2 separate regions of the Homo sapiens genome follow, and region 2 is linked to region 1. The links are chromatin loops, found by intact Hi-C in ENCODE. Cell type or tissue: dorsolateral prefrontal cortex. All regions are shown on one strand. Links, peaks and the distances in the headings refer to the core of each region. The heading gives the core; the rest is flanking DNA. Region 1 has its middle 260 kb from the start of PNKY. Region 2 has its middle 200 kb from the start of PNKY.

Evidence for each region. Hi-C counts contacts between places; a loop is a spot of excess contacts. Peaks named below come from ENCODE experiments on the same cell type or tissue, not always from the same donor. Only the 100,000 strongest peaks of a DNase experiment are listed, where the experiment ranks them.
Region 2: it touches region 1 in a loop (3-fold over the local background); 2 of 110 quality-filtered maps call a loop at or near these places.

The regions. Positions count from the first base shown.
Region 1 is chr6:98,565,914-98,581,999 of GRCh38, forward strand. No RefSeq gene overlaps it. Among named protein-coding and RNA genes, the nearest start is that of PNKY, 260 kb to the right of the region's middle. In dorsolateral prefrontal cortex, for the core only: no CTCF peak of the experiment used is centred there; a DNase peak (open chromatin) is centred at 9,278; H3K27ac peaks cover 1,775 bases.
Region 2 is chr6:98,628,249-98,644,334 of GRCh38, forward strand. No RefSeq gene overlaps it. Among named protein-coding and RNA genes, the nearest start is that of PNKY, 200 kb to the right of the region's middle. RefSeq lists enhancers at 8,644-9,187, 13,237-14,919. In dorsolateral prefrontal cortex, for the core only: no CTCF peak of the experiment used is centred there; no DNase peak of the experiment used is centred there; H3K27ac peaks cover 5,548 bases.

The sequences.
Region 1 (16,086 bases), core at 4,330-12,329:
TAGATTCATATATACGCAGTACTCCTTCAGATTTGAAGTAGCATATGTTTTCATCACCATCTCTACCAGCAAACCAATCCTCCTGAACCATCTTTTAGCTTTTCCTGCTTGCTTCAAGAAACCTTACATTCTGAGAGTTTCAGATGAAATATCACAACATTTGTTGTCATTGTAAAAGATCATTTAATATTCCGTGGGCACATGCCATATGTTTTGAAGGAAGATGATAAGTACTGTTTTGTCACTTTTTCTTGGCAAAATGCAAAATGGAGTGAAAACAAAGACACTTTCCATACATAAAGCTTTAAGAAAATATTGGGAAAAAATTGCAAACCGAGTTACAATGTGCCATTTCTGAATTTTATTGGTTACAAAAGAAGTTCACAGTTATCCTCCTACCATTTTACAATAGATAGTTGTTCCCACAGAGCCTTGGCCAACACAGTGCTATGTCATAGAAATCTGCATGGTCTGTTCACTGAATGAATAAGGATCTGTTTTCCCAAAGTATGATGAATTCAGCATGCAGTGAATTTCTTAAATAAAAGCAAGTACCCCCCTAGACTTACACTAGGGACTAAATTATGACAATGTGACACATAGGTAAGTGCTCTGCGATGGGATTAGGGTTCACACCATCAAATTAAATGCTTTAAAATAGCACAGTTAATATCCGGGGGAATAATAAAGAGAAACACCAAGTAATATATAATCACAGTATCATACTAGATAGGAAATCAATGGGAAAAAACTAGGTAACACTCTACAGTAGACTGTTTACATTATGGCAATAAATACATGAAACTATAAAGTGTATACAGACATTAAAATTGAAATGTTCTAGTCACTTATTACAAAAAAAAAACCTTTTATAGCTAGAATTAAAGAAACAAAACATTTTAGAAATACGCTATGCTATATATCATAAGTACTCTAAGTAACACTACAACTAAACAGATCTTCAATATTAGGGCAATAAATGCAAGTCATTCAAAGGAGAATCACAGTACAACTCTTAAAGGCTTAAGACCAATTTTGACTCAGGTAGGTTATTAATTTCTAAAAAAGTCAGTTGGCTACAAATTGCATTCTTAAATAAATAATGTTAAGCATTCAATTCTGAGTGGATGTAACCTTCATCTTTGGAGTGCAACAACTTCAAGTAGCAGCAACACCCAAAAGGAATATTTTAGGTCTCTGTGATTGATGGTGAATCATGGTTTTTTTTCACAAAGTGGCTAACTGCATGACTTCACATAAATGAAATCTTTTGCCTTAATATTTATTTATTTTGTTTTATTTTATTTTTTTGACCAAGTCTCACTGTGTTGCCAAGGCTGGAGTGCAGTGGCGCGATCTCTGTTCACTGAAACCTCCACCTCTGGGGTTCAAGCAATTCTCCTGCCTCAGCTACCCAGAGTAGCTGGGATTCCAGGTGTGTGCCACCATACCCAGCTAATTTTTGTATTTTTAGTACAGACGGTGTTTCTCCATGTTGGCCAGGCTGGTCTCGAACTTCTGACCTCAAGTGATCCACCCACCTTGGCCTCCCAGAATGCTGGGATTACAGGCATGAGCCACTGCACCCGGCCTGCCTTGGCTTTTGTAGCTATAAAATGGGCTTAGATTTGACAAAACTTCCATCTCAGTATGAAATTGTCCTTAACTCATAAAAGCTAATCCTTAAATGGGAATATTATTGGAGAGACATGTATAGATGAAAGATTATTCTGAAACAAGAGCCCGAGAATAGAATGCTAGGTAGGCATATGGTCCCTACTTTACTAAGCCCAGGATATGCCCTGAAGTGCCACACATTCTTCTCTGGGTAAAGCCTACATGGCAAGCCTTGAAGGGCATCATGTTTGTTATGCCAAGTGAGCTAGGATCCCCAACCCTGTAGCTCCTTGATGCGTATTCCGTCTCTCTTGGAAGTAAAATTATGAAAATGTGATGGCAAGGGGGGAGAAAAACAATAAAAAATGTATTTAAACAATACAAAAATTATCACTTGCTTTATTTTTTCCAAATATCAAACTAATCAAACTAAAATAGGGAAATACTAAAAGATACCCAGACATTGAAATTTTAATTTTATTTCCAGTGATTTGGGAACCTTAGTAAAGGGCCTGGAATAGGCAGCCTAGCTAAATAGAATTTTTCATGTTGCCATGTGTGTTCAACTGGCTGTCCTGGCCAGAGCTGACTTCTTACACGTTGCTTTGCCAGACGTAACAGAGACAGGCACAATCACTGTGATTAGCATTATGTGAGGAATAAACAGTCTGTGGCTGAAGCAGCACGCTCTAAATAGCTTTCTAACCTAGGTATGACCAAGACATGTAATACATCGAGTAATTTGCCCAATTACATATGTAGTAATTTTCGTTGATACTCATCATGCCTTTTGCAGTTTCATTACATGTATGTCTAAATAATATTGAATGTAATTTTTTAGCAGTATTGGTTGGAGCATATTGTGTCTGGTGTAATGCATCTCAGCAAATTTTTTATAATAATTTGGATAGCTGTGGCTATTGTTTCTCTCCCCCATTAAACGTGGGGAATCAGAAAAAAATATATATATATTGGATACCTATAAGATACAGACAATGTATTCTGCTGTAGATATTAAAGTGAAATCATATTATTAATGCTATACTTTATAAAATATATGGATTGTCCTATAAATAAACATATACAGAACATTTGAGTCTCAATTCAAGTCATTCATTTGAAAAAATGTATCAAATCCAAACACATTTTTATGTTCTCAAATTTGCATACGTTTTTCAGTTCTTTGGGCAATGTTTTATAATCCATGTTGTTAAAGAGCTCCTTATCAACCATCAGCTGATTGAAAAAATGTTTATAATAGAAGGACCTAAAAAGACACTCCACGAAATCCACCTGTCTGCTAGTTCCATAGATGGATTTTCATCTAGTTAGCATTAAATGCATGCCACCCAATTACACCCACATTCTTATTCTTAGCATTTGCAAAGACTGAATACTGATCAAAGTAGCTATACTGCTGATAATAGATCCTGTTTGGAGTTTTGACTTCAAGAAAAGTTATTGACTTATTTTTTTCAATTAATAAAGTGGATTTTATGAAAATAAGTGGACTTAGAGTGAACATATTGGATAGAAAACATATTGGGCAATATAAACTAAGTTAGCAAGTCTTTTGTAAATTTATAGAAGTAATTGGTTCACATATTAAATTAATCTTTAATATTTTGGTATAGAGTTAGCGAACAAGTCAAAATTAAAAGGACGAATCTGAAATTACTGGGCATTCTTTTCTGAAGTATGACTTATTTCCAATATCTTAGGGAAAAAATAGACTAAAAATAAATATTTAACTCACAAAGAGGTTTTTGGGGGGTAGTTGACTGGCAAACTTGGAGAATCCACTCAGGATTATGCAATTTCCCTCATCTGGGATCCTTCCAGTGATGTCCAAATATATACTGTTTAAATTAAAATTATAATTTTATGAAAATTTAGCCAAAGTTTTGAGCATATCTCAAACTTTGAAATACCACGACTGCCACCTCTACCATTATCTATCAAGGCTTAAACCTGTAGGTTGGGATGGACAAGCTAATGCCATTAGTCTGGGGTTTTGGTAATTCAATTGGGAGCCTAAATATATAACATGATTATTTTATTAAGTATCATATTGCTTCCTATAAGCAGGTTAAATATGTTTACCTCTTACCTTTTAAAGATATTATTAATCCAGATGATATGTAATAACTAGTTGACCTAAATTGCTGTTGCTACCTAGTAATCCAGTTTCCCATCCAGAAGCAGCTCCTACACTGGCAAAAATGGTTCAATCCAGGTGAAAGTGCCTTGAGATCTTCAGGGAGTAGATGCCACATAAGTTTAAAATATTCGTGTTATCTTTTAAAACGCAATTCTTATTAGCTAGGTAAAAGCTCCTATAGAGAAAAATGGCTGAGAAAGCAGGATGTTGCTGCTACAGCATAAATCCAGGAGTCAAGAAAGTTGGCACAGGCTCCAGAGGTTCCTCCAATGAACTGGATTATCTTAAGTAGAATTATGTCACTTCTCTCAGTGTCAGTTTCTCCTTTTGTTAAAAATTGGGAGAGTTGGATGAGGACAGGGGTCAGTAGGCTTTTTTGTAAAGGGCTAAACTAAATAATTGAGGCTTTGTAGATCAAATATATGATTTCAGTTGCATATCCTTATTTGCTTTAGTGTAAAAATTATACTTTTTTATTTTTTTTTAGATAGAGTCTCGCTCTGTCGCGCAGGCAGGAGCGCAATGGCGCGATCTCGGCTCACTGCAAGCTCCACCTCCCGGGTTCACACCATTCTCCTGCCTCAGCCTCCGGAGTAACTGGGACTACAGGCGCCCGCCACCACACCCGGCTAATTTTTTTGTATTTTTAGCAGAGACGGGGTTTCACCGTGTTAGCCAAGATGGTCTAGATCTCCTGCCCTCCTGATCCACCCGCCTCGGTCTCCCAAAGTGCTGGGATTACAGGCGTGAGCCACTGCGCCCTGCCTTAAAAATTATTCTTAGCTCACGCCGAACAAAAATAGGTGGTTGGCTAGTTCTGGATTAAGGCCATTGTCTGTTGATCCCTGGATTAGAAGACAATGAATATTTCTCATTGTAACAAAATTTCATGATGCTATGATTAACCATGAATTTAAATCACTCACTTGCAGAATATGCCCAAATCATTGATACCAGTGAATCTTGGTAATAAAAAAGACAGAATGCCAACACCATCTCAAAATTGTTTCAAACTCTTGAATTACTGTAAAACTTTCAATTAACCAAACATTTGTCAATCCTTACATTTCAGATAATTGTACACCTACATAGAGAAAGTGTTATTTATTCCACATGAATGATTTCTTATCCTGAGGGATACATATTATGTGTACAGAAACAATATAACAAGATGAAACTTATACATATATCAAATACAGCTTGCAAGACCAACTCCCTGGTGTATCAAAAACAGTACATTACATCACCATTAGCAGCATCCAAAAGTCAAAGGCAAATGCCTAGTATAGTTTCTGATCTTTTGTAGCAATGTGGGTGGATACACGCCTGATCACAAATAGCTCTACTGATCCTTTGAAGGAAAGATATATAAAAATATTTTATGCTTTTTCTAATTTTTTAAAGAAATGAATGGAAAAAACTACGATTTTTTGAACAACTGTATGTTAATCCCTTTAAATATATTAATAGTAATAATAACAAATATTCATAAGGGCTTTCTATGAGCCAGGTATTTTTAAATCTACTTTATATGTATAAACTCATTGAAATCTAAAAACCACCATAAGAATTAAGTAATATTATCAATCCTGTGAGGTGGATATTAATATTACTGATATTGTGACAACTGAAGAAATAAAGAACTAGCGAACGTGATGGGTATAGAGCTGGAAACAGAGTCAGCTACCTCAAATCTCTTTCTGTTGTCTTTCCTGTATTATTTTTTAATGAGGTAGAAATGATACACATACCTGCATATATCATCTCTCAGGCACAGACTAGCATTAAAATTGGAGTCCATCTAAGCCCAAATCCAAGGTGTTGACTATCCCCATAATGCCAAGGACAGGATAATGGTCACAGCCCTAGTATTACTTAGAAACAGCCTCTTCTGTCACAAGGCTCCCCACGATTCCCAGGATAGTATCATATTCTCAATTAGGAATAAAATACAGCCTATTATGAATCATATGCCTCTGGACCTGTCAAGAACCTAGTGTGGAATTTTAACCAATAGGAAGGATAATAATGCTTTCAGAACTTGAAGTCATATGTGAGATTAGAGCTGTTTCAAAATGCACACACTACTTTAAAATGTCTTGGTGGATTGGAAAAGCTAATATGACAGCTCTAATTGTGCCTAATTTGAACACAAGAAGTAGCTTAGGTCCTTGCAGTATCTTATTTCTAGAGCTCAGATACTGAGGACTGAGAGCAATATCTCACTGCTAATATTTAACTTAAACACTTTAGGGACCAAGCTTAATTTTAGGAATCTAACTTAAGACTTAATTTCCCTTGAGCATAGAAAATAAAACTGATAACAGCGACCACAGATATGGTGGAAAGAAGATAAGCTTTGGACCCAGTCAGACTGGGGGTTGAATCCAAACTCCATCAAATACTATCTGTGTGCTTAGACATAGCAGTTAAGTGTTCTGACTTTCAGCTTCCTCTCTTTAAAGAGGACACAAATTACACCTTCCTTGTAGGCTCTGTCTAGGACTGCAGGTAATATAGGCAGAGTGCCTGGTACATAATAGATGTTCATAAGGTGTAGCTCTTATTCTTAGATATACATGGGTTTGACATGTCATGAAAAAGACTTTAATGTTTGTGTACAGCAACCAATCCTCCCTATATTACTTACCTGAATTGTTACAACCACATAATTATTTACAAATGCTTATTCAGTTTCCCAAATATATGTCATGGCAGAGTGTACCTTTAGATCAGAAATATTTATTATTGTAAAGAAGAAATCCAGGAGTTGTTCTTTCTTATCTAAAAGTGTACCCTCCACATACTCTGGCACCCAAGATCCCTCTCCAGACAAACAGAATCAAATGGGGACATGTAGAAGTGATTATTTCAACCTACTGCAGAAAATATTTGTCTGGAGACTAAACTATTTCAGAATGACTAAAACTAGTGGGAAAATCATCTACAAGAAAAGTGTAATGATAGAAAGTAACTGCTTCTGTAAATTGAGCTATGGTATGGAAGAACTATAATTAAATAGGTGTTACAAACATAAACTCCATACCATAGACTTCTCATGGACTTTGGTACAAGGAAAATTGGTTGCTCTTAACAGGCTGTTTTGCCACCTGACTTTATTGTTTACCTTGCCGTGTTAACTGCTGGAAACTCAAAACTAAATTGTATGTTCAATCTGAGTACAGTTTTAACTAAGACATTTTTATACAGCTCTCCCTTTTCCTGTTTAATTTTTTCTCTGAAATATTTTAAACAATAAAAAATTTGCAAGTACAATACAAAAAAAAAAAACACATATTTTCCTCTGAGCCATTTGAAAGTAAGTTTACCAACAAGATTCCCCATCACCTCTGAATATTTTAGTGTGTAATTCCTGCAGAGACATTCTCCTACATAACCTCAATAAAAACATCAAAATCAGGAAATTACATTGATACATTATCATCATAAAATCCACAGATTTCACTGAAGTTTCACCAGTTGTTCCCATAATGTCATTAGTGACAAACGGATGTCCCAAATTATGCATTACATTAGTTGTTGTATCTCTTTAGTCTCCTTCAGTCTCAAACAGTTCATTTCTTCCTTGACTTGTATGACCTTGACTGTTTTGAATAATAAAGGCCAGTTTCTATAATGTCCCCCTATCTGGGTTTATCTGATATTTCTTTACGATTAGGTTGAGGTGGGTTTTTAAAATTATTTTTGGCAGAAAAGTTACATAAGGTATGCTATATTCTTCTTTTCATTCTTATCAGATGACACATGATTTTGAGTTGTTCTTTTGCTTATGATGTCACCTTTGATAATTTGATGATGGTAGAGTTAGCTAGGGTTTCTCTACTATAAAGTTCCTCCTTTTCTCTTTGTAATTAGTAAGTATTTAGGGGTAGATACTCTGAGACTAGGTAGATTCCAATACTTACCAAACTTTTACCCACTGGTCGTGTTTGGCATCTTTTAATGTCTGACAAATGGTGATTTTCTAATCAATGACTCCCCTCTGTGTGTATTAGTATCCTAATTCAATCACACCTTGTAAATTCATTAGTTAATAAAAGCTTTCTTTTTCACCGTTTATTCATTTATATCTTTATATGAATATTTGTTATTTTGAGGCTCAAATTATCCCAGATTGTGGCAGGGAGAGCCCCTTCAAGCTGGCATCTGTGCTGAACACTACCTTAGTTTCTGGTGCAAGATAGTCCAGGGTTATGTTTTACCTCCCCAGACCTAACCATAAAACCTATTGTTTTTCCAAGGGGATCTGAATCCTTTTAGGGGAGAATTGTATTTAAGAAACCAGGATCTGGGCACTTCATGTTTTCTTTGTTATTGAAGTGTCATTGCTCCTAGACCCATATATATATATATAGTGTGTGTGTGTGTGTGTGTGTGTGTATCCAATTCAACATCACAAAGTTTATTCTTGTTTTTCCCTTTCCATATATTTGACACTATTCTCCAATAATGAGGAATCTAATTTCTGTTATCATTGTTATACTAACATATTATCCTTATTATATTTATTACTTTAATCTCTGCTGTGCCTAAACATCTCACACCACGGTTCCCACACCTCACTCTGGGCCATTGCCATCATCCACCCTCAGGGACATCTTTTGTCAGTGTACACAGACTCTGACAACTCAGGTCAATCTGCTTCTGCTGTTGCCCTCCCAGCTTCTAACACCCTCATGAATCCCCACCTTGGTCAACCCCACATAATAACTTTTGGACTAAATTATTCAGGCAGAAAGAAAGGCAGGAAAGCAGGCAAGCAGTAAGAAAAATTCTCCTCCCCCTTTTACTTGGATTTTATTGTGGGTTTTTGTACTTACCTTAATAGTTTTATTATATATGGCTCTCTCATAAATTGCCTTATATGCAATTTGAAGGGAATAAACAACATAAAATGATGCAAACAAAAGTTTCAGTTGGAAGAATTCCAGAACGGTTCTGAACAGTATGAAAGTAGTGTTCATCAAATCTGCATTTTAAGACCTCTCAGAACATGAAAGTCTATTTTCAGTAACATGCTTCACTCCACAAAAGCCAAGGCAGATAAAAGGAATGGCCCCAGGAACACAAGTGGCGCTTTTGATTCCACATACCTTCTTCCTAGTGCGGATGGTGTGTACTACTTGTGTGATCTTCAGCATTTTACTTAATGTTTATATGAGCTGATTTCATCAGCCATAAAAGGAAAAGGCTTGCTCCCTTGCCAACCTCACAGGAATGTCATTTTGATTTTTATAAAGCACAGACTATTTTTGAATTTCTTAACAATAGTCAGTATATTCTGAGCTTAAGACCAAGAGAAAATATATCATCACAAATTCATGGAGCAGAGCCCCCTGTGGATTTAGGATTAAAGGAAGGAACAATTTCTCAGTCTCCATAACATGATGGTGCAGCCCTATACGACCCACTCTTGGGATCTAAACGGAAGGCTGTCAGGCCTTGAGTGGGCATGGAGCCAGCAGCTGATGACCTCTGGTAAGAGACAGAGCACCACTGTTCAGAGAAGCAGCTGTATCACGTGATTGAACAGGGCCTTGGACATGCCCAACCAGAGTCCTGTCTGCCAGATGTAGATAGCAAGGTAGGAATCAGCAGTCCTGCCTCTGCCTCCCTAGTCTGCAATTTACTACGTAACCAGGGGTAATTAATTCATTCTAGCTTTCTCGTGCCAGTTATAGGATCTAATGAGTAAAAAGTTCTGATTCATGTTGGCTCTTAAGAAATACCAGTAGTTCCGAAAATGTTTTTAAACATATGAGGATGTTTATTGCAGCATTATTTGTGATGTCAAAAACAAAACAGAAAACATGAAACTGGAAGCAAAGTAAATTTCCATCAGTTGGACAATAGCTGAACAAAGTCTAGTACACCCACATCACTGAATACCAGGCAAATAAAAAATAATCACAGCAAATTAAATAAAGAAGTAGGAATTGGAATTTAGTCATTTTCTATTAAGCCAGACATTAAAGAGATTTACAAAAAAAAAATAAAACAATGTCACTCTTTATATTGAGTTTTATTTTTGAACATATATTTTTCACTGAATATATTAATTGTGTTAACATGTATGGTTTATTACTGTTATTTGTAATGAATTAATATGTAAACGTTTTGATAACTTCTCATCAAATTAGGATCCTAAGTAAACTACAAATTTAATTGGAAAAATTAGATAACTTAATAAAAATATTGGCTAATAACCTGAACACAGACGTCACAGAAAGAAACTCCGAATGACTACTAATTACATAAAAAGATTTCTTAATCTAACTTTTGAAGTAACATAAATCAATTGTTTCACCACTAGCTATAAAGATTTTTATAAGGATTTCTAGTTACTAGAAAATTATTCTACAGTAAAACTAAACCTAATTCAAATAACAGACAAAAAGAAAGCTTTTTTTTTTCAGTTATTTAAACCAGAAAGTTATTCTAGTCACAGTACCATTGAGTGGTATAGCTGAAATTTAAATACATCATTGATGTTAAATAGCCATTATCAGATGAGGTGTCCTGATGGTCATGAGAATATATTACTTACACCCACCCATGGAAAATGGTTTCTAATACTTGGCCAGTCCACCTTCAAGATTGCTGTGAAGATCAAAGAAAGACTTATGTGTAAAAGGGATTTGATAACTATGTAAATATGAGAAATCATCATTTGTTTTAGAATTGCTTTTACCCAAAGAATCTGAGGCATTGGTTAAGCATCTTGGGCTCACAATGTGCTACAGAATAAATGTACTATAGATAAACTGGGGCAGAGAGAGAGAGGAACACTGAGCTCTCGACTAGCTATGTAGTAAGTCAGGCCCTGCAGGGCGGGAAAGAAATGATTGTCTGATCAGAGGCTGCACAATGATATTCATAACTATTCAAAAGTATATATAGCACATCCTCAGAGAAACATAATAGTGCAATATTAAATTCACAGCACAAAATTATAGGGAAGAAGAAATTTCAGGCAGAAAATAAATGATAACTGCATTGGGGCACTTTTGACCGTAACTTTGGAAGACAGAGGGTTAAAATGCCTTCGATGTCACTTGTGCCCATATATCCTGACTGTCTAATTCATGGTTTTCAGAACCACAACTTGCAAACCCCCAAGTACCTGGGGACATTCTCTGCCATTAATTTGGGAGCAGCACTCCCTTTGCAATAAGTAGACAGTGTAGGGAAAGAATTAATGGCAGGGTATGGCCTTTACTCAGTAGAACACAGACAATAGTGGCTTGTGGTGTAAAAAGGAGACAATTAATTGCAGCAGTGGTGTCTGTGCCAATTCCCAAGTTCTAACCACAGAAATACTTGAGAGAGTCATCAGAAACAGCAAAGGGAAAGGCACTTAAAACTCCTTCCTAACTAAAGCATATCCAATTATCTGTGGACCAAAATGCCTTTGTAGCTGAGTATATGGATATCCAGACACCTCAAACAGTACAGGGTAACATTTTTCTCCCATATAAAACCAGGGATTTAACATAATATTCAATGTCTTGGGTTTTCCCTTCTAGAAATTCTTACACAGGAGAGCACCTGTGCATTTAATAACTGGAAGATATTATACTGCATTGCAAACAAAATTTTACTATTCTCAAAGATATATTTCAGGAGAATCTACTTAAATATTTTTTCCATTTGTTTATGCAATAAGAACTTCTATTGTGTGTGCCTGCTTTCGTAAAAGAAAAATCACCTAATCCAATCTCCTATAATTACTCCTTATCGTGTACTGTATCATTGACTTTCCCTGGAAGCTACACCTAAGGTATGACTAAGTAAGAGATACTAGCTTGAGAGATCTGAATCAGGAAATACTAGGACAAATTGAGATGGACTCTCTCTTTGTGTCTCTGCCTCACTTCTATTCAAACAAGAAATAGGATGCCTCCAATTCCACTGATTACCAGTTTCGGTATCAACTTATCAAGACAATGATAGGCCCTTTACAAATGTCCCCCTCATGTTATTTTCCCAACAGAAGCAGAAGCTGACCTATAGTTCTTGGAGCTATTGTAAAAGAGCACATTGTATTTGTCTACTAACTCTTTTAGCCTTGCTAGCCGGCTGCTTAATTTAATGTAATTGAGCCTTTATCCAAAGAACTCTGATAGAATGTTTAAAAATGGGCTTTCCTCTGTTTCCTCAGAATTTGGATTCATTTACATTCAACTTACTGAGTGCCTCATGTCACTCAGTGTCAAGATTAGACTTCCTCAAGAAACTCAAGGCAAGCACAGTGGAAAGCAGAACAGATGTGTCTGGTTATCTCTGCATGTGATTCCAGGCAATGGGCCCTTCCTGCTTTTTGGGAGAGAAGGTTACCTCCTTGCAAATGTGTACTCACTGTCACAGCTGATAATTGAAAGGTGAGGTTTCCAAAATGTCATTATTATTTTTATTGCTAGACATGTTGGCTCTGTCTCAGGTTCCTCAGATAAGCTGCATTCTCTCATCTAAAATTCCACAACAGGCTTCGTTGCAATGTCATATTACAGAGAGAGGTGGGGCAAATGCACTAAAGGGAGATGTGACACAGACAAGAAAAGTATGGTTCTCAAAATGGTGGGAGAAGACATGCAGTGGGTGGGAAAACACTCAATTTGCAATCAGGTAATTTGGATTTAAATCCAGGCTCCATTACTTTATTAGCTCCTGTCTCTAGCTTCAATTTTGTCCTTAAAATGTGAATGATTAAACCTAGCTATCAGGTTTATTGGACTTTACTGAGAGAAAATAGGTATAAATATTTTGTAAATCGTTAAGCAACACACAAATATGATGTTTCCATTTGTTATGGGTTTGTCTGTGCTATTAAAAATAAGAAATTAAGGTCATGAAGTCGTAAAATGTCAAGACTAGAATATTCCTTGTTGATTGTCTTATTTTAATCTAATTACCTCTTTTTATAAAAGGGACAAAGTTCTGTATTTTTTAACAATCATTTATTGAACTTCTCTATGAGCCAGAATCAGTGCTGAAAGTAGGGAAACAAAGTTGATTAACAGGAATCCCTAGAGGAGTTAAGATCCAGGACAAGGAAGCATTTGCCCAAGGTTTTACAGCTAGAGGCTTAAGAGCTGGGAATAAGATCAATAGAATCCTCATCTCCTAAGCTCCTGCTCAGGACATTTGCTTTCATTGCCTCTGTATTAAGGCTTTTCCACCTGCCGAAAATCACAGGAATATATTTAAGATATTGTAACACGTTAAAAATACCAACCACTGTTCCTCCAGACAAACACTACTTTGTGTCTCAGATTAACCCAGCCTAGTTCAGGCCGCTATGAACAAGGCAAAGGCCTGGTTGTTCATTAGAGTAGCCAACATGTCTTCTCTCCCTGTTTAGCACTTATTTTTTGCTGGGATGCTGTTCCAGATCCCCCAAATGCCAAAAGCCCTGGACCAGCCTCACTAGTCTCCTGCCTTCTCCTCACACATACAGGCTCCCTTGCACCAAACTTTTAGTCACATTGAATTTTTGGAATACTTTTGTATTCCTCTTCACTTTTGCATATACTTCTCAATTTCTGAAATTCCTTTTCCCTTCTTCTGTATGTGGCAAATTATTCATCTCTGAAGAATTGAATTCATGTTGCTTTCCCAGACTTACCCAGGCAGGCTCCGCACCTCCACATTCCAGAGCACATTGTTAATATCACTGTTATAGCCTTCTGCATGATGTATCATAATTATGCCTTGCCATGTCTGCCTGGTCCATTCATTTATTGATTCAACATGTATTGATTTCCCATTCTGTGACAATCACTCAATTGGCACCATGGGTTCAGGAATCAGAAAGTAGACACCTTGTCTTTGAGGAGCTAACAGATACTATTTTGGGAGAAAAGATACTATTTTGTGGACATGCTAATGACATGGCTGCCTACTCCGTTAAACTCGAAAACTAAAGCAAGCTGCAGGCTTGGGTTAAATAAATGTTAAGGTTAGTATAGATATTCCCATGGATATATTGAACCCTCGGAAATGGACAGTTATCATACTTACAGGGCAGAAATTCCAAAATATTTACCTCTGACCCAGACCTCTGTCTTGAACTCCAGATCTGTGGTTTCAGCTCCTCCCAAGCATCTTCATTTGAAAGTCCCATAAAAATACCAAACTTCTCATGACCACATTAGCAAGTTAATAGATTTCATCTATACAGATACTTACATTATCTAATTGTTTTAATTTCAGAAATAAATAGAAACATTATTTAATTTCCTTATGAAGTGAAACTGGAAAAGGAATATAGTACTGAGAAATACAGGTAAAATTAAACATAAAATTAAAAGTCACAATGGATTTTTATTAAATATGAAGTAAAACAAAACTTTCTTGGCTCTTGGATCATAAAGAATAGCTTTACAGTGAGTAAATTCTACATCGGGTCAGCACATTTTTCTGTAAAGAGTCACATTTGGTTTCTGTCACACTTTTTTTTTGTTTTTCTTCTTTCCTGGTTTTATGGTCTCTGTCACATACACTTCTTTGTTACAACCCTTTAAAATTGTAAAAATCATTCTAGGGTCAAAAACAGGCTGCTCCTGCCCAATTTGGCCTGTCTGCCATAGTCTGCCAACTGCATTCTATGTAATTATGAGTAACAAGACCTGTATGAAGAAACCAACAAAAAATTACTATGAACAAAGTTCCCAAAAGGTATGACTTTGGGTGTATTTACAAGTTTAAACTCCCTGATCTACCACCAGCAATATATTTTATCAACCCCCTGATGGATTTACCCAAAGCGGAGCTGAGGAAATTAAATGAGTCTAAAAAATTAGTCATTTTTATCGTCCAACTCATGGACTTATCTGGTGAGTTTAAAGCAACTTTAAAGTTAATCCAGCCTACCTGCTGGGGGACCTAAAAATTACCTTGGAGTCGCCAATAATTAGTTAGTAAACTCACTCCAAAACCTACTTCTACTTGTGGCCTTTCTCTGTATCCATCTGACCTTGCATCAAGCACCTTTCCTATCCAGCTCTCACCTTTGGCTTTCTACAAATCACCTGTGTTCCTCCTAATTCCAGATTTTCCTACACTCAGCTGCAAGTGTTTTGAATGTGCTAATTGTAGCAAACTTTAAATTCCAAGAAGTAGCCATGGTGTTTCTGTCAGCCTTAAGGGAGAACCCCTGAGGACCCTAGCCATGTGACCTTCAGAGTGGCTGGTCCCCATGAAGTGTTTCTCAGAACAGCCAGAAGTGATCCAAAGAGAAAATGTAGCTCAGAGGTGGGGAGGGAAAACAAGGGTCCACAGATACAAGAAGAGAATCTAACCATTAATTGGGAGAGCTTTAGGAAGAAATTTTAAGTCCACAGTGAGGCGATGAAGCTAGAAATTAAGAACTGAGAATTCAAAGAATAAACTGGGAAAAGGACATCAAGCTGGAAAACTGAAGAAGTACCAGACTTAGGCTATTAGCAACTCCACTGTGTCAGGACTTACTTCTTACTAGGGTGTGGATTGGGGCACATTTTAATGCAAAACAGCCACAGGGTTTATCCAAGAAGTCATTAGAAAGGAAATCCAGAAATACAAGGCAGAAAAATGACTCTCCAGGGAAGAGCTATGCTCTCTCTTTCAGCCACTATTTCGGACCCCTACTTTTAACTCACTTACTTTTAATAATAATAGTAATAATAAATTTAAAGGTGATTTTGATTCTTTACCACTTTTCCTCAAAATCCCAAATGCAATTATTGGTAAGATCGAATATTTAAAAGATAAAACAATTCTAGTCCAACACTCTAATAGACACAGGAATCCTCACCCTACCAACCTCTGACAATATGGTACTCACCCCATATGTTTTATGACCATGGATAGGGACCTCATGACTCTCCAAGGTAAGGGAGGATATAAGCAAACTGAAACAAAAAAGGGATTCTAACAAAAGAAAATTGCTTTTTTTCCTAAAAAAGTTGATAGAATCCCTCCTTCATGAGTTTCAGACTGTATCTGGCCAGCTCTATGAGTGTTGGCAAACTGCTTCACTTTAGTTTCCTTTCATATCACATAAGGGAGTTCAGTCAGAGCAGTGCTTCCTGGGAATTATTTTAACTCAAAAATGCAATCGCTTTTTAAATTTTGTGACATCAGAATAAGCTAATTCCTCTCTCACATGAAAGCTATATTAGTCATCTTGAGCAGGCTTAGACACTACAGGTTCTTTAATAAGTAAACATCCAGAGTGCTGTTCCCTGGATGTAAGCCTAGTGACATGTTTGTGTTCTCACTTTTGCTTTTGATGACTGCTTTTCAAC
Region 2 (16,086 bases), core at 5,123-13,122, 63 kb after region 1:
CCTGGACTTTAAACTATGAAAGTTAAAAATGTCAGTGTTTTCAGGTCAGTGCATTTAACTGATTTTTAAAGTTCTTTTTTCACTTTTTTTCAATGCAGGCAATAACTAAAAGTGTTAACCTGTTTATATAATGTATATTTAATGAATATTAAGTCTGCCCATTTTATGAGTCTAAATAAATATTCTTTATATAGTAAGTAGGCATATATAGAGATAGATAGCTATTTTATAGCTATTAAAATATATTATAAATCTACCATAGTGAAAATAGCTTGGTATGCCAATTGTTTGCTTCTTCATTTGGTATGCTTTTAATTTTTAGTTAGAATCTCTGTTCTCTGTTCTCCATGTCTATTACCTCTGTCACACAGTTTTTATTATTCTGCTGCAGCTTTTCCTCCTGACAAGGAAACTCTTTGGGGAATCCACTAAAAATAATGTAGGCTACTTCTGAGGTTGTCTAGCCTTAGCAATTACCTTTTCCTGCCACCACTATAAAATTAACACATTGCAATTTGTAGAGTACAAGTAATGTACCTGATGTTCTAAACACTAGGCACAAGTCCCTGTGAAATATCAAAAGTGTTAAAGTAGCAATTCCTCAGTTCTGTGGATGCCAACAAGAAAACACAGTTCTACATGATTCAGCAGCGAGAAAATTAGATGTTATCTGCTGGAGCAAGCTGGTCATAATGTACTGTTCCTCACAGCTATTATAGTTAACCCTCCCTCACTTACTGTAATTAAGCCTGTTGCATCCATCTCATTACCACTAAATCTTCATATAAGATAATGCAATAGATTGATTTGGGAAATATCAACAAGCAGTGGAGTGCCATAATCAATAACGTTTGTTCTACACCAAGCTCTGTCATCTTCAGGGCTTTGCATGTGCTGTTCTTTGTATTTGGAACATGCCCACAGCACCTCCTATCTTGTCCTTACTCTTACCTACTCATTGCATGAATTTCTTTTAAATAATACATAACATATTCTATCATGTAAATTTATTTAATTTCACATTCTTCTTCTGTTTCAATGCTAACACGACCTTCTTCAAAGGCATTCCTCTCTCCCAAACATATTAATTGGCTTAGTAAACTGCCACTTCTCTGTTCTTAGACAGTACCCTGTGCCTATGCATGCCATAGTCCTTACCACTAAATAATGTAAAGCTTCCTTGTTTCTCTATGTCCCTGCCTTGAACTGCAAACTCCATAGGACAAGTACCAACTATCTCTTAGCTAAAGATACAGTCTCAGTACCTAGAACCATTGCTCATCATATTGCAAACCTATAATGCATACTTTAGCTTCTTTGGGAATATAATAACATTAAAAATTACTCTTGGTGCTAAGGGTACTTACAAAATAAATAGGATAGGCATGGGTTTCTTAAATCCGTCTACTTTCTTCTATTTCCAAATCCATAATCTTACACACGGACTCTAAGGGACCTGCTTACTAACATCTCCACTTTCCAACCTGCCCACCTTCACATTTTAAAATGCAAATTGAATCATCACATTACTTTCCTGCTTAAACTGGACATTGGCTGTCCACTAAACTTGGGATAAAATATCAAGTCCTAAACATGACTTATAAGGTCTAGGAATTCTAGTTCCTCCATCTCTAATTCCATCTCTCTCTACTAGACTTCATGTTCACCAAGAGTTTTCCCAACTCAAATGTTCCTTCTCTGACTAGGATATCCCCTGTCCCTCCTATCACACTAACACAACTGTACCTCACCTGAACAAATTATTCTCACCCTGCAGGTCTCAGAAGCCATCCTATACCCCAACATAAAAAAAAAACCCACCCATTATATTATTTCAACAATATATTTTTCCTTCACAGCATTTTTCCAACTGGAAAATTCCCAAAATAATTTCCCAATTGTAATTTAATTAATATTTTGTAATTATATTCTCTTAGTAAACTGTAAGCTCCATAAAAGCAGAAATTGCATTTATTCTTTCTACCACTATGTATATGCCCAATGCTCAGCTTGGTACCTATTCTGTAGTAAGTTCTTGAATACGCTTTGAATGAATAATAAGGGTGGCAAATGCCAGAGGAACTCAGGAGAAAGTGATTATTAAAAATAAGCCTTCTCCTGCCAGAAGAGTTAGACTGAGTTGCATTGTAAAAGAGGTAGTAGATTTAGAAAAGTGAATTTCTAGATATTAAGATTTTATGGAACATTTTTTTTTCATGCAGACTTGTAAAATGTTGCCAGCTCTTAATTTTTCCAAGTAATGCCATTAAAACCAAAAATAATTCCACCTTGGAATAGCCATCATTTTATATTTAGAAGGACATATTCTAACACTAAAAATGCTTTTGAAAAATTCAAAATGAAGTACAATTCTTTAAATTGAATGAATTTGACCTTATGAGAAATAAATTATCCTGGTGTGTGTGGCGGGGGGGATGGGGGGTGGGTATGTGGGTGTGGGTTTGTTTTCTCATTTCCCTTCAGAAAATTTCAGCAAGGACTGGCTGCAATCCATGAGTATTCAGTAACCATTGAACTGACCTGGATAAGAGGAGAAAATCCAGGAGTCCCAGGCAGAGGCAGACCTAAGGCTTCGGGAATGCTCTGGGCATATTCAGGAAAACAATCAATAGGCAGCCAAAGTGCAGGTTTTGTGGAGGGGAGAAAATGTTAACTAGAGAGATAGTAGAAGCAAAATGCCTGGACAATTTGACATAACTGCTTTCTCCCATTATGCTTGGTTCACATGTAGAAAAATACTAGTGTTTCCAACAGGAGGAGAAGCCAACAACTGAAAGAAGGAGGAAAAGTCACTCAACTGTTCATCAAGAATGCACTGAGCAACTGCTATATGCATGCACTGACAGCCACTGGATGGGCACAAAGAGAAAGCAGCAAAAATACCTGCTGTGCTCTCTTCCCAGGACTGTTGGACAGGATGAAGGCTGTGAAACAGCAGTGCCCTGGACTCAGCAGCATCAGAGAGGCTGGAAGTAGACACAGCATCATCAAGTTTATGATTGCAGAGAAGAAAATCAAGGTTACAAAACAGCAAGGGGGAATGATCCCAGTTCTCTGCTCCTCCTGCACATGTATTCCCATGTCCATGCAGCCCGAGGCTCCTACGGAGTCTGGAGGGAAAGGCAGAGCCACGGGGAACACAGCAGAGCTTTTGGATAAATTTTCGATCCTTTTTGTCTCTCTTGCTCCATCCCATGTCAGAGCTACAAAATTATCCAAGAATTATCCAAGGCATCTTTTATGTCCTTTTGGGCAGCTTAGCCAGCCTCTGCCCCAACCTCAAATATAAGACTGATAATAGCAGTTTTTCATCATTACACAGAAATGCGGAGCATAATAGTTGCCATCCACTGCCATGTATTAAGAATTGGAAAATGAACAAATTAGGGGGTAAATCCATCCAAAATCAGATTATCAATTTAACCTAAAGACAAGATTGAAACTTGAGTTGACCAGCCTACACTATTCAACTGATTGCTATCTGTTAATGATTTTATTATTCTGAGTGAACTTCGCCCTTTTCAGAGAAATCTTTTATTTTAGCAGGTCCACAATTCAGAATAAATATGGACCTCGCTTTATCCTAAATCTCTTTTTTTCTAAATTAATTAGATCTTAAATGCACTTACAGAGCTTTCTATTTACAGGAACTCTTAGATATCCCAAAGGAGTGGTGAGTCAGTGTTACTCTCTGTTCACTTTTGAATGTGCGTGATAGGTGGTGGATGCTTAGATGTAGAGTGCATTAGTCTGGAGTTGTTCCTGAGGCCATAGGCATGTCCTCATGAAGCCCTGCTCCTGGGCCATTCAGCATGCATAGGTTGCTTCAGAAACTCAGTGGTAAGTCCTTTTGTAAAGCAGAGCCCTTTATGAACATGTATTACAACCCCTCAGCTCATTCTTTTCCTCTTCAGAATTTAGGAGATTGTGTGTTCTTTAAGCAATGTATACCTAGTCTATTTTTAGTATTGGGAGACTTGGTTTCCTATTCTTCTCTCCTACACCCTTCTGTGATATACAAGTACCCTCATTTCTAACTCGTAACAGTTAGAATGGCTGTAAAGCACTTGGCCTTTCTTGGAAGAAAGCACCATAAATGTACACGGTCCTGTTTATCTGTTAGTTTCTTTCACTAGTTTTCTGAGTGTCTGAAAATCCTATTTCAGTAACACAAACCTGTATATTTTAGGTTTAAATTCCTCTTTACATACAAACTTCAAAACCAGCTTCCCTCTCCATATGCACCCAGTGTAGCAGCTATTGAGGCTCTCCTAATTTACAGCCTTGTCTCACATTTATGCTAATTCTGGTTGACTTGTCTTCTAATATGAAGTAGTAACAAATAGTATAAAATATTTCCAGAGGTTTCCTATGACAATTGAAAAGAAAAGCTGTACAAAACTTAAATGCACATTAATTGGGAAATGGCTGAAGAGATGCTACCTCTGTGGTGTGGAATATTATTATGCTGCTGTTATAAAAAGAATGAGTTGGGTCTGTACCTAACCATGGTGATATTTGTTATATGTTACTATTAGGTTAAAATAAAACCAAGTTTCAGAAAAGTGTATACAATATGGCATTATTTTTGTAGAAAGCACAACTATATATGCATAGATATGTTTGTGCATGCTGGTATAAGCAAGAAGAAAGGTCTGAAAAGATGCACACCAAGCATTTATAAGGTTGGCCTCATTGAAATGGCAATAGGTGGAGAGGTGATAATTTTCTCATTATATACCTCGGTACTGTTTCAACATGTCACAACTGATGTGTGTTACATATAAAATAAAATAATAAATACAATTTAAAAGGAAAATAGTTGTCATATTTTCAATCTATAATAAAATCCCAAAGCATGAAAATTTGGCTGATTTAGAAATGTGAATTTTGATTGCTCTATTGGGAAAATCCCAAATATCATATTTAGATGGAAGCAACCTTAAATTTTATGCCAGTTTTGGTCTTGAATATTCTTGGAAATGATTGAATGCTGCAGCTTTCAATACAAAGAAAGGAATTTTGATACCAGCTAAGCATTTCCCAGCTCTTGTTCTCAGGTACTTTTCTCCATGACAGGAAAAATCAGAAGCTTGTAAATCATAACCAGGATGTTCTGAGAAAATTTCTGTTCTCAGTTTTCTCTGCCAATTATGTGTCCACTGACAAAGAATTAAAAATAGTATAAGTGATGTGACATTTTAGGAGCAAGAAAAATAACAGAAAAGCCTATAGTGGGCTGCCAGGTGCACAGCAACGTAGCACCTTTACAGCCTTGTCATGAAGTGCAGTTATGACACCAAATTTTGCTGTGTGTCTTCTTTCCCCATGGACTTCTGATTCCTACAGATTACTCTGTGATGCTTCTCTGTCTTTTTCCCCACGATCTGTTTCCCCCTGCCCATCTCAATTCCTTATCCCTCCTCCCACACAAAACACCCAAAAGTCCAATTATCTCATTTCCTCCCTAGTTAAAATACAAACACTTACTTGCAAAGAAGAAACAGTGTTTTCTAAATTTTTCAGCAATGGTGCAGGGCATTCTGGAGTTACAAAATTATACCCTCCTAGAGATCTGAGACTTAGTAACAATAGTACTTCAAGAATAAGTATCTGGCTATCAGGTTCTTCAGGAGGATTAAAACTATCTTCAGATAAGCACCATAGCAGGAATACACATTGCATCATTATCATGTTGAATGAAACCTTCACTTACCCAATTTTTACTTCATTTACATATTAATGTCACCTTGCCCTATTCCAGGAAACCCCTTTGGTTCTTTCTTTTTTCTGTCCAAGATGATTATACATGACTCATCTGCATGCAAAATCTTTTACAACATCAGATTGCCACACAAGCCAGCCTTTGTTTGGATACTTTTCTCCTGACAACACTCACCTGGTCCTTTCTTTCTCCTACTTCTCATTCCTTTATTCCTTTGATTTTTTTTTTCCTGTGTGCCTCATATTGCAACCCTTCACAAAGGTCTCTGTTTCTGGCCATGCCTTCTTTCTGAGGCAGAACCCTCTTTGTCTAAGGATCAATGATGTCCTCTAGCAGGCCATCCAAGATGTGGAGTTCTAAGTTGACAACAAAGTCTTGGTGCTGGGGTACAGGAAGCCATCACACACAGAGAGGGCTGTGTTCATGGAAAAGGCATTGTGGCCCAGTTAGTGAATTTTAATTTTATTTACATTAGAGGGAGGTAGTTATACTATGGAGTCATGTTTTCTTTCCCAGAGATCCCTACCAAAATGCTTCTAGACATTACCACAAATATGCTATCCTTTCACCTACAGATTTTTTAAAGCTTTTAAACATTTTATAGAAAGGCATCCCTGAAGCAATAAACAAGCAAATAATAAAACAATTGAAGGTATTCAAGAGGTCCCTAGAGGTGCTAGAGAAGAGAGCAGAGGAGGGATTGCTGAGCTAATGCAGCCTGATGCCTGTGGAATGTGGGTGAGGCGGAGAGTCGGCAGTTTTCTTCAGCCCTCTGCTCCTCTGCTGTGCCCATTCACCTACACACCTCACCCTGTGGAGATTCCCTAGGAGAGTACTCCACATTGCCAAGGATCCTGAGACAAGGAAATGGGGAAGCCACGGTCCTTACCCTCAGGTGTCTCAAATATCACCAGTAGATGAATCAAAGGATTCCCTCCTTAACCCTTAGGTCAATTATTAAACACATAAAAATAGAATCTTCTCACATCTTGTTTTTTGTAACAATGAAAAAGAAAGTACCTTTTTTTTTTTCTGAGTAGCTGTGTTATCTAGGCTCCGAGAATCAGTGATCTATGTTTTGAATATACATGTCCCTTACTATCAAAGTTATTTGTAATTCAATAATTATTCTTTTTATTAGTATGTTTATATTATATGTATACAATCATAAATATATATTTTTAAATCTTAATGGAGTAATTACTTATATCAGTCATTGTCATAACTAGTAAAACCGTGCTATAATGCGAGCAGGATAATCTTCCTCTATGGCAGATGCAAGAAAGATGTGAAGTTTGGGGGATGAAAATGTATTTTGTGAATAGCTCCTGGGTATGTGGGCCAATCCCAGCCAATTAGAGGCTATTCATTAAGGCCCAAAAAGTGTTGCCTGGGTAGCAGATTAATAATGGCATAGACCTCTTTCAGGTTTCATGACAGGGCCTATTCTTTGCCAAATGTATCACATTTGAGAGTTTGTAGCCTGTTAAGTGTACTCATTAGGAAAAAATAATTATACTTTCTCAAGTTTTATGGATTACTTCTTTGAAATTCTCTACAATATCTAATAAACTTCAATTTCCCAATAACTTTAGAATACAAAATAATGGTTTAAGTTTACTAAATTAGGAACTGTTTAAAAATATTTGCCATCCATACATTGGCAAGTGGTTTGGTAAATTTGGAATACTGATCACAATCTCAGGCATAATGTGTGCTCTTCTACTTTCTGAATTTCCCTCCTCTCATGCTTTTCATCTCCCCTTTGACTAAAACAGGGAAAAGTTTGAGTTAATACAAGGGTGAAGCTGGACCTGAGCTTGGTTCTCTGCACTAGCTTTTCCTTTTTTGTTGTTTTGTCTCTCTCTTCTCTTCTATTTCCTCCCTGGCTTCATCTCTTCTCTTGGTCTCTCCTCTTCATAGTAGTTATTGTCACTATCAAATGTATGCTGTCACTCTACCGTATAATCTGTCACAGCAGGGCACCAGGTGCCAGGGGCAAGGCAACAAAAGTGTAGCGTGCCTTCTCTGCCCTCCAGGAGCTGGATGCTTTTTCAGGAGATCAAATACATACACATAACCTTCATGCTCTCATTCCTTCACGCTACAAATATTTATTGAGCATTTACTATATGTCAGACTCTGTGCTTTGTGATAAATAAAACAGAGCTCCCCCTTACAACCACCACCAAAATAAAGTAGCTAACACAGCAAAATATAACAACTGCCAAATGTCTCATAGATCAGAAGTGTTATGGAAGTCCAAAAGAAAAGATATTTCCACCTGAAGGGATCACAGAAGCTAAATAGAAAATATACATTAGAAAATAGAGCTCTAAGCCCACGAATATTAAAATATGCTTTATATAAGTTTCAATAACTCCTTTCTTTACCATGCATCAGATAGCAAACATATTTGCGTGCTTGATTTGGAGTTGTGGATAAAGAACTGGACGTTTCAGTCCTAACTCTGCTTACTTCACTAGAATTAAATATAATTAGACATTTTAAATTGCATTACAGATGTATTTATTATTTGTTCCTAAAGTGCTAAGTGATTTTGCTAAATTTCATTTATTTTCACTTTAAAAATAATACATATTGCTCTTTGAAAAAAGAATTATTGAGAGAGGAAGTAAATGCATCATTTTCAGGGATTCCCCTAGTACAAGAAAGTTAAAGGTCCTGTATTTACAATAACTAAAAGATATGGAAAAGAAACTCAAACTGTGAGTATACTTCATGACATTTTTCTTTCTCACAGATAGGTAGAAGACTACATTAAATGACACCTTCATAAATTTCATGAGACCTGTACACATTTGATCTGTGGATACATCGCCAGACACCATTTTCTTGATGTAAAGATAAGTTAGTTTGTTTTTTAAAATCCTGACTCAGCTTCCTTCCAGTATTTTTTAAGAGTCCTTGTGTATTCAATCTAATTATTTACCAAATAGAAGTTGGAGAGGATTCACTCTGGAAGAAATCCATTTTAATGTAATTGTTCTGGCATTTAGCACATCCTAATATTTGTCATCTGTTGCTCTTGCTGTGCATTCAAAGGGCTTGGATATGATGCCCTTTAAAAAAAAAAAAAAGAAAGAAACCCTCGGTATTGTGTAATACAGCACCATTTCATTGTAATGCAGAATGCATAGCTTCAAGTGTTTGCAACACTCTCCAGCCAGTTCCTTTCACACTGAAAATAGACATAGGGCCAATGTGAATGCAGGCTTTTTTTTTTTTCCAGCTCCACTAATCTTGCAGCTGACATCTTAGCAAACAATTAAGCATTCAAGAAAGTTTACAAAAATTAAAGCCAAATTGCCAGCTACTCCCTACTGATAATCTCAAAGTCATATATTTTGCCAAAAACAAAATGCACCAAGAAAATATGGTCACTTTAAAGGGACATACTCAATCATTATTCAGCAGCAGAACCACCTGCACCAACCCAGGCTAGCTACTTAATTTATTCCAATTCCTTTTGTTGTTGTTATTATTATTGTTCTTAGAAACAAGGACATTTTGGGGGAACCTTAGCAGGGCTTCATCTGAAATCTTTGCCATTTATAAACGTTATGTAGTTACTTTAAAGTGATCTGTAAAAGCCACAGTGACTCCCCATGCAGGTTTCTTTATGAAATTACAGGGGAAGAATGTTAAGTATAAAAGTTTACTCTTCCAATTCTAGAATTTTGCATTCCCAAAAGGTTGTAAAGAGATTGTTACCAAATCCCAGCTTAGGAGAAGGGAAGAAACGTCCAGTATCTGCTGTTTTCTTCCTAGTCATGATGCACCCTGAGAGTGTTACACAAAATGGGCTTTTTGGGACCACAATCTGGCCAGCCCTCAACCACCCCAAGTGGTCCTAAAGATCATTGATGGGGATCTTTGGGATGTTGGGGGAAGCTCTTCTGACATTTCTCTCATGTGGTGGGAAAAATAACAGTTCTCACTTCCTTCTCCTGCAATACTGAACTATATGCCTCACCTCTGCCCTCAGCATTTGGCCATTTTCAATGATTGTGTCCAAGTCAGCCGAAGACAGTCTACTGTTGCTGACAACCCTTCAGTGACTCCACTGCCCCTAGCATAAAAGTACAAATCACAATTTGGGAATTCTGGTTCCAACCCTTCTGCATTAGATAAACAGGTTTACTCAGCATCAAAATTGCAATAAGAGAACGAAGCCCTTTCTAGACGTTGCTGTGCAGGTGGGAGTGTCTTGGTATAAGGTGCTTACTAGGTTTTAATCACTTTTGCCATCTCTGACATGCCTTGGCCCTTTGCTCACTCAGGCTCTCTTTTGCTTCCTTCGTCTATCAGGACATTCTCCAGAAGGTTCTTTTTGTCTACTCAAGTTCTTGATACCTCCTCAGAATTTCAGCAACATGTTACCTTAAATGCTAATTACGTTTTTAAACATATATTTTTCTAACCAAACTGTAATGCAGAACAAGGATCTATAAGTAGTTTGTATTACAATGTTCAGTAAAGTACATTCTTGGTATTTCAGAGAACATTATTAATAATATTTTCTAAAAATGACACCCGAATAGAATAACAAATACATTGATTCAAAATTGATGATCTTGTAGTAACCCTAAAGTTTTCAGATGGAAATCACATAAAAATATGTGGCATATGGAATGAGAAAATCTCCCTCCTGGTTCTTCTTTTCCTGGAGTGTGTGGTCCAAAATTAACACCACTGCCCAAGGCATCATCATTCCTCAACCCTGATTCTCTCTGTCTGTGGTATTGGGGAAGTTGGTTTATCTTTACTTTCTTTGAGTTTGCCCTTTTTCAGAAAAAGGAATGAAAGTGTACTTTTCTTGGAATTGGTGGCACATTATAGTTTTGGAGAAGTATTTAATAAAAATCAGGCTAATAAAATGTTCATTGTGATTTTCAGAGAATATTTCAACAGAAACAAAATTAACTTATTCTTGTTTAATTGACTTTACCCTGTGACTACTTGTCTACCAAAATTCAAAGTTCTCAGTCTTTTGAAGTGAGTCTGAATCCCTGTCGGTTGCTTAGTTCTCCTTCACATTGTCACTGAGAGTCTGTTACAGATGATCTAGCTGTTGCCAGGGCATTAAAAGATTTTATCTTTGTAAATCATTCTCTACATTCTGCATGTAACAATTTATTTATTTATTTTTTCACAAAATACTTACAGAGCTCTAATGGCATTAGGTATCTGACATTCAATAGGTTGGATGGCACTTGGTGGCACTGGCCTCTGAGTATTCAATGAGAATACTGTTTGGTTCTTTTTCATTTTAATTGCTGGAATGGCTGTGGATATAAGTTGTTTTGCACAAAAGGGTGACAAATAATGATGAAAGACACCAGAGTGCTCTCATGTGTGGCTTCGTCAAGAAGGAGAAAAGAGATTATTGCAGCTGAACTGATCACATGGAATTTGCTGGGCCTTCCCTTTCCCCCCACCCCCACCCCCATCACCACCATGTGCCCTACTAAAATGCAGTTCTTACAATCTACGAACGATCCAGCTGAATAACACACAAAAATTGATCCTATTAACAATGATCTTTAGAATGTTCAAGGACATAACGCCGCTTTTGTAAGCCTCCAACATAAGCATTCTCAAATCCTTTAAGGAGCAAATTGTTTCTGGTTTTGTCGTTTTCTTCCTAGCAAACTGTTGCCTTAAAACAGAGCTTCTGTGGGGTGGGGGGAGCCGCACAAGCCTCCAGTTTAAAACAATGTTCTCACTGGCCTTCCTAGCAACTGAGATGTCACTTATATTTTTAATTAACATTTTAGTCCCCTAAAATTATTTAATACTAAGCAAACATGTTAATGATGTAAAAATCAATGCTAAGAAAAGTGGCCGAAGAGATAATAGGTAAAATTAATTATTTTATGACCTATGGGGTGTTCAATGGTTCTTTTGTTTAAAAAAGAAAAAAATAAACTTCATTACTCTTACAGGGAGTATTTATGATCTTTATGGAAAGAATGAGTCTGTGTCCCAAATTACTGAACATTTATGTGCCTGTGTAAGTCTGGATTTTTCACCCCCTTTTCTAGCATCTAAGTGGCTTTTATGTTCAGCAGCACTGAGGAAACTGTGGGCTTCCTCCTCCTCCTGGTGAGCTTACTCCTTTTTCTTCTCCTTTTCTTTCTGTTTTAGGGAATTGCCTCTGCTACCTCAAAGGCAGTTTTCCAAATATCTGCATCCCATGCCCTCCCTGAGCCTCGTGGCTCAGCTTCGCCTACTCTTTTCAACCAGCCTTCAGGCACTGAGGTCTGTGGCCCTAACTGCTGGCCCTTACCTCAAAGTTTCCTTGGTAGTTTTCTTACTTAAGCTGTGAGACACATCATATGAAAGACTGTAACTCATAACTGTGTGCGTAATTGTGCAGACATTTCAGCAAGAGGATGCTGGCTGTTTCATACTCTGCTTTAGATCTTTCAAAATAGAAACTCTCTCTACTCTCCCCTCTGCCCGCCCCCCACTTGCCGCCCCACTTCATTTCTAATCAAGCTGTTACTTGCAGGCATTTTCATTATTACACGAGGAGTGTAATACACAAAAACTTGGGCTTTGTAGTCATAATATGCTGCCAGTGGTTACAGAATCCAGAGAAAATTCACTGATGACTACAGATAAAGGTTGCGGTTTTGAACTTCTCACAATGGGCACTTTATGAATAACACCAATGGTGACAATTCTACATTAAAAGAGAATGCCTATAATTAGGCCTTGGACACACATGTTAATAAGTGAGGAACAGCTATGTCTTCCCACAATAGAGCCTGATCATTTCCATCAGGGACTGAGAGTCAGAAAAATGTTTTCCTTCATTAAGTTCTACTCATTCTGTGTTGGCTTTTTAAGTTCTTCAAAATTGAGGCAGGAGAAATTTATTTGGAAGAAGAGCAGCCTCTCTATTCCCCTCCCCAAGTTAAATTCTGAGAATAAAACGATGGGCCTTAACCGTTTTCTTTAACCCCCAAGTCCCTTTGTGTGGCAATATGGCTTTCTATTGAAGGTTCCAACAGTGGGGGAGGATTCAGATCTGTGTACAGACGAAGCCCCAGTGGCAGACAAAATGAGGTTTAGTATCATAGGGTTGCAAGAATTAAAAAAAAAAAAAAAAAAAAGATGGAAGGTGGATAATGAAGATGAATCTGGTTAGAATTGAGAAGAGAGCTCTCGGACCTAAGAAAGCACCTTCCCTTTACAGCCATCTCCTCCCCATTGTGCTGCCGCCCACATGACATAAAAGCCCTCAGATGGAAGCCCCTATTTATCCTGAATGGCAACAGTTCATTTTTGAGATGACCACATTCAGGGTCTGTAATCGGCCACCGTAAATAATATTTTACGTTTAAAAAGTATATACATGTAGTTGTTGAGAATGAGTTAATTAAGAGGTTTCCTTGTTGTTTGTTTTGTAATATCTTCAAAGAAAAAAGTTTAACAATTAAAGATTTGATTGTATTAATCCAACTTGCCCCATTTCTATCTTTTGAAAAGGAAAATATAAAAAGACTTTGTAAGCTGAAAACAACTATAGAACAATGTAAGATGTCACCAGCATTCACCCTCCTATTGCTTTGGTCAGTCACTTCTCTTTTCAGAAAAGAAAACCTGGTTTACTTGATGTTGTTGCTGTAGTTTTTAACAGAATCTTTCAACACACAAACACTAAATGGAGTCAGTGAAACACTTCTAGTAATAATTTCTTTATCTGTTTAAATTTAAATTTTCTTCTCTGAAAAAAGTGATTGATTTCAATAGTTTCAAAAAATTTTATTGAAAGTGGGAGGAGAGGCTCTTCATGTCAAGAAAAGGTATTTTCTGAAGCCTCTGAAGAGTCCAGCATTTTATTCTTATGCCCCATGTACAGTGGGAGGGAAATTAAGAAGTTTGAATGGGAACCGAAAGAACTGTTCTTTGTGCAGCTCAGTCTCTCCTGATGTGGTATGTGTTCCAGGAAAGAGGACAGGCACTGAGACTAAACACAAAAATCAAAATGGATTTTACTCCGCCTCCAGTAAACAGCATGGCACAAAAGTCCATTGTGCTATGAGATAACTGCTAAGATGAATGGAGTTGGCTGTCACGGAGGTGATTGTGGGGCCGGTCTCTATTGGATCACAGTCCAGGACTGAATTCCTTTCTGGTTCATCAGGGTCTGTTGGTACCACAGGAAGTGTCATGATCCTTTTTTTCACTAGGGCCAGATGGTGTCCTTTTTGAGGCCTTACTAATGCCCAGTTTTCCACATGTAAAACTCCTGGGAAAATGACCTAACTCACAGCTGCTTAGTGAGGCTTGAGCAGGCCTTTAGAAAGACTTCTGTCAAGAACAAGGAGATTGTACCACTACCAGAGTAAAGGGGGAGGCTCTGGCCAGAAATGTATCAATTACAAACTATTTTTAAACGACCATCATAATTTGAATTGTGATTTGCACAATGTATGTCTTCATAGGCAGTGGCTAAAAGGATATTTCACAAAAGCAACTAATGGCTAGGGATGCTGATTGTTTTCCTAGCAGAACTTTTACCTTCCTTGAGAGCAGATGGCCTGAATAAGAAGAGAAAATGTGGTCCAGAAGGGTCGGGAAAGGACAAAAAGTGAAAGATTCCCTAGATAGCTGCAAGGAGCCTGGGGAGAGGGGAGGGATCCTAGTGTTAAAAAGAGCTGGAAAAAGTGGAAACTTTTGATGCATGTGGGTTGTGTTTACTGATGAATTGAATGATTCCCAAGAGTAGACAACTGCAGGTGTGATATTTAGAAAGCAGGATGCCTTTTCTATTAGCCGAGTTATAGTGAGAACACATCAAAGTTGTTATAGGGGTTCAGTATGAGATTCATACTGAAAGTTACTGTAGGATTTTTTCCCATCCTAAAAAGCATTAGCAATAATTACCTTTGGGATAAAGCTACTCTTAATAGCTTTATCTCTGCTTTTGAATCTTTGCTTATTTTTGTGCATTGAGTAGCAATTGGTCCTTACTTATTTGTGGGTGCATTTTACCCTATATGGGAATTTTTTTTATCCTGATTGTTTTCACCTTGTTTAAAGCGGTTCTTTTACTAGCTATAAGAGTTCTTATTAACTTTTTGATTAATTAATTTGTAACAAATGACAGATTTTTCATGTCATTTTTGAATGGTTGGTTCAAATTAAAAAAATAAATAAATACAAAGCCTAAAGCCATATAAAAGGAGGTTTGTATTTTTTTCATCCAAACTATAGCCAAAAAAAAATTGCAAACAAATGAAGCATCAGAATAATTACTGTGAGGATCTCTTTCTATAAGGTTACTTTTCTTTTTTAACCTACTTGCAAATTTGCATAACTTTCAGGTCACAAAAATCTTACATTACTGGAGGGAGGAAGGAAAATTAATGTAAAACATTTGACTCATGTTTTCACTCAAGTGCTTAACATTAAGTCTATTGAAAGAAATGTTTCATCTCACATATTTAAACCTAACAATTGCTGTGTAGCAAATGAAAGATCAGCAACATAAGATGAAAGCAATACCTTCACAATTTTCATTGTCTAAGATTTTTGATAAAAAGACATAAGACAGTGATTAGCTATTTTTATTACTCTAATCTTAAAAAGCATCAATGTCCATAATTTGCAGATTATTGACTTTATTGTTTGTGATTGTTTCACAGAACCTTGCTTCCCATATATAACTGATCACAGCTTATGCCAGGATGAGAATTGTCATAAAGTAACGTAACATTTCATAAAAATATGTTGAGAGGCTGCCAACTTCAAAGGGTGATTGATACTTTGCTCAAGTGGTGCCAGTTTAATTCACCCTTTAAAATGCCCAGCTCCATGGGGAACTTGGAAATGTACATGTAGGACACTAATCTGAGAGGATAGGAGAGAAGGAAGTACATTCTCCTCTGGTTAGCAACCAGCAGCATTACAACAAAGATGCAACAACTTATTAAAGGCATAATTTGTTTATTAGCTTGTCTTTATTTTTAAACAATAATAGAACTCAGTAGAAACAGTTTTAAATATAATTCTTAAATATAGTTTTAAAAATAATTGGTAGTTATTTTGCTTTTGTTTTAAAAATGTGCCCCACTGCTGGGGCCCAGGTCAGCAGAACAAACACAGGTATCTTGCATACCTGTACGATCCACGTAGTACCGCTAAGGAGCCCCAGAGACAGAACCAGGATTTCCTCCACTGGGTCAGTTACATGCAGCCTGGCTTTTAGCAGAAACTAGCCTGTCTCCTTCTTTTCATGGGCAGGGTTACGTTTTGTTGTGGCACAAAGAAATCCTTTCCTCCCTTGTTCACAAAGCCGCACA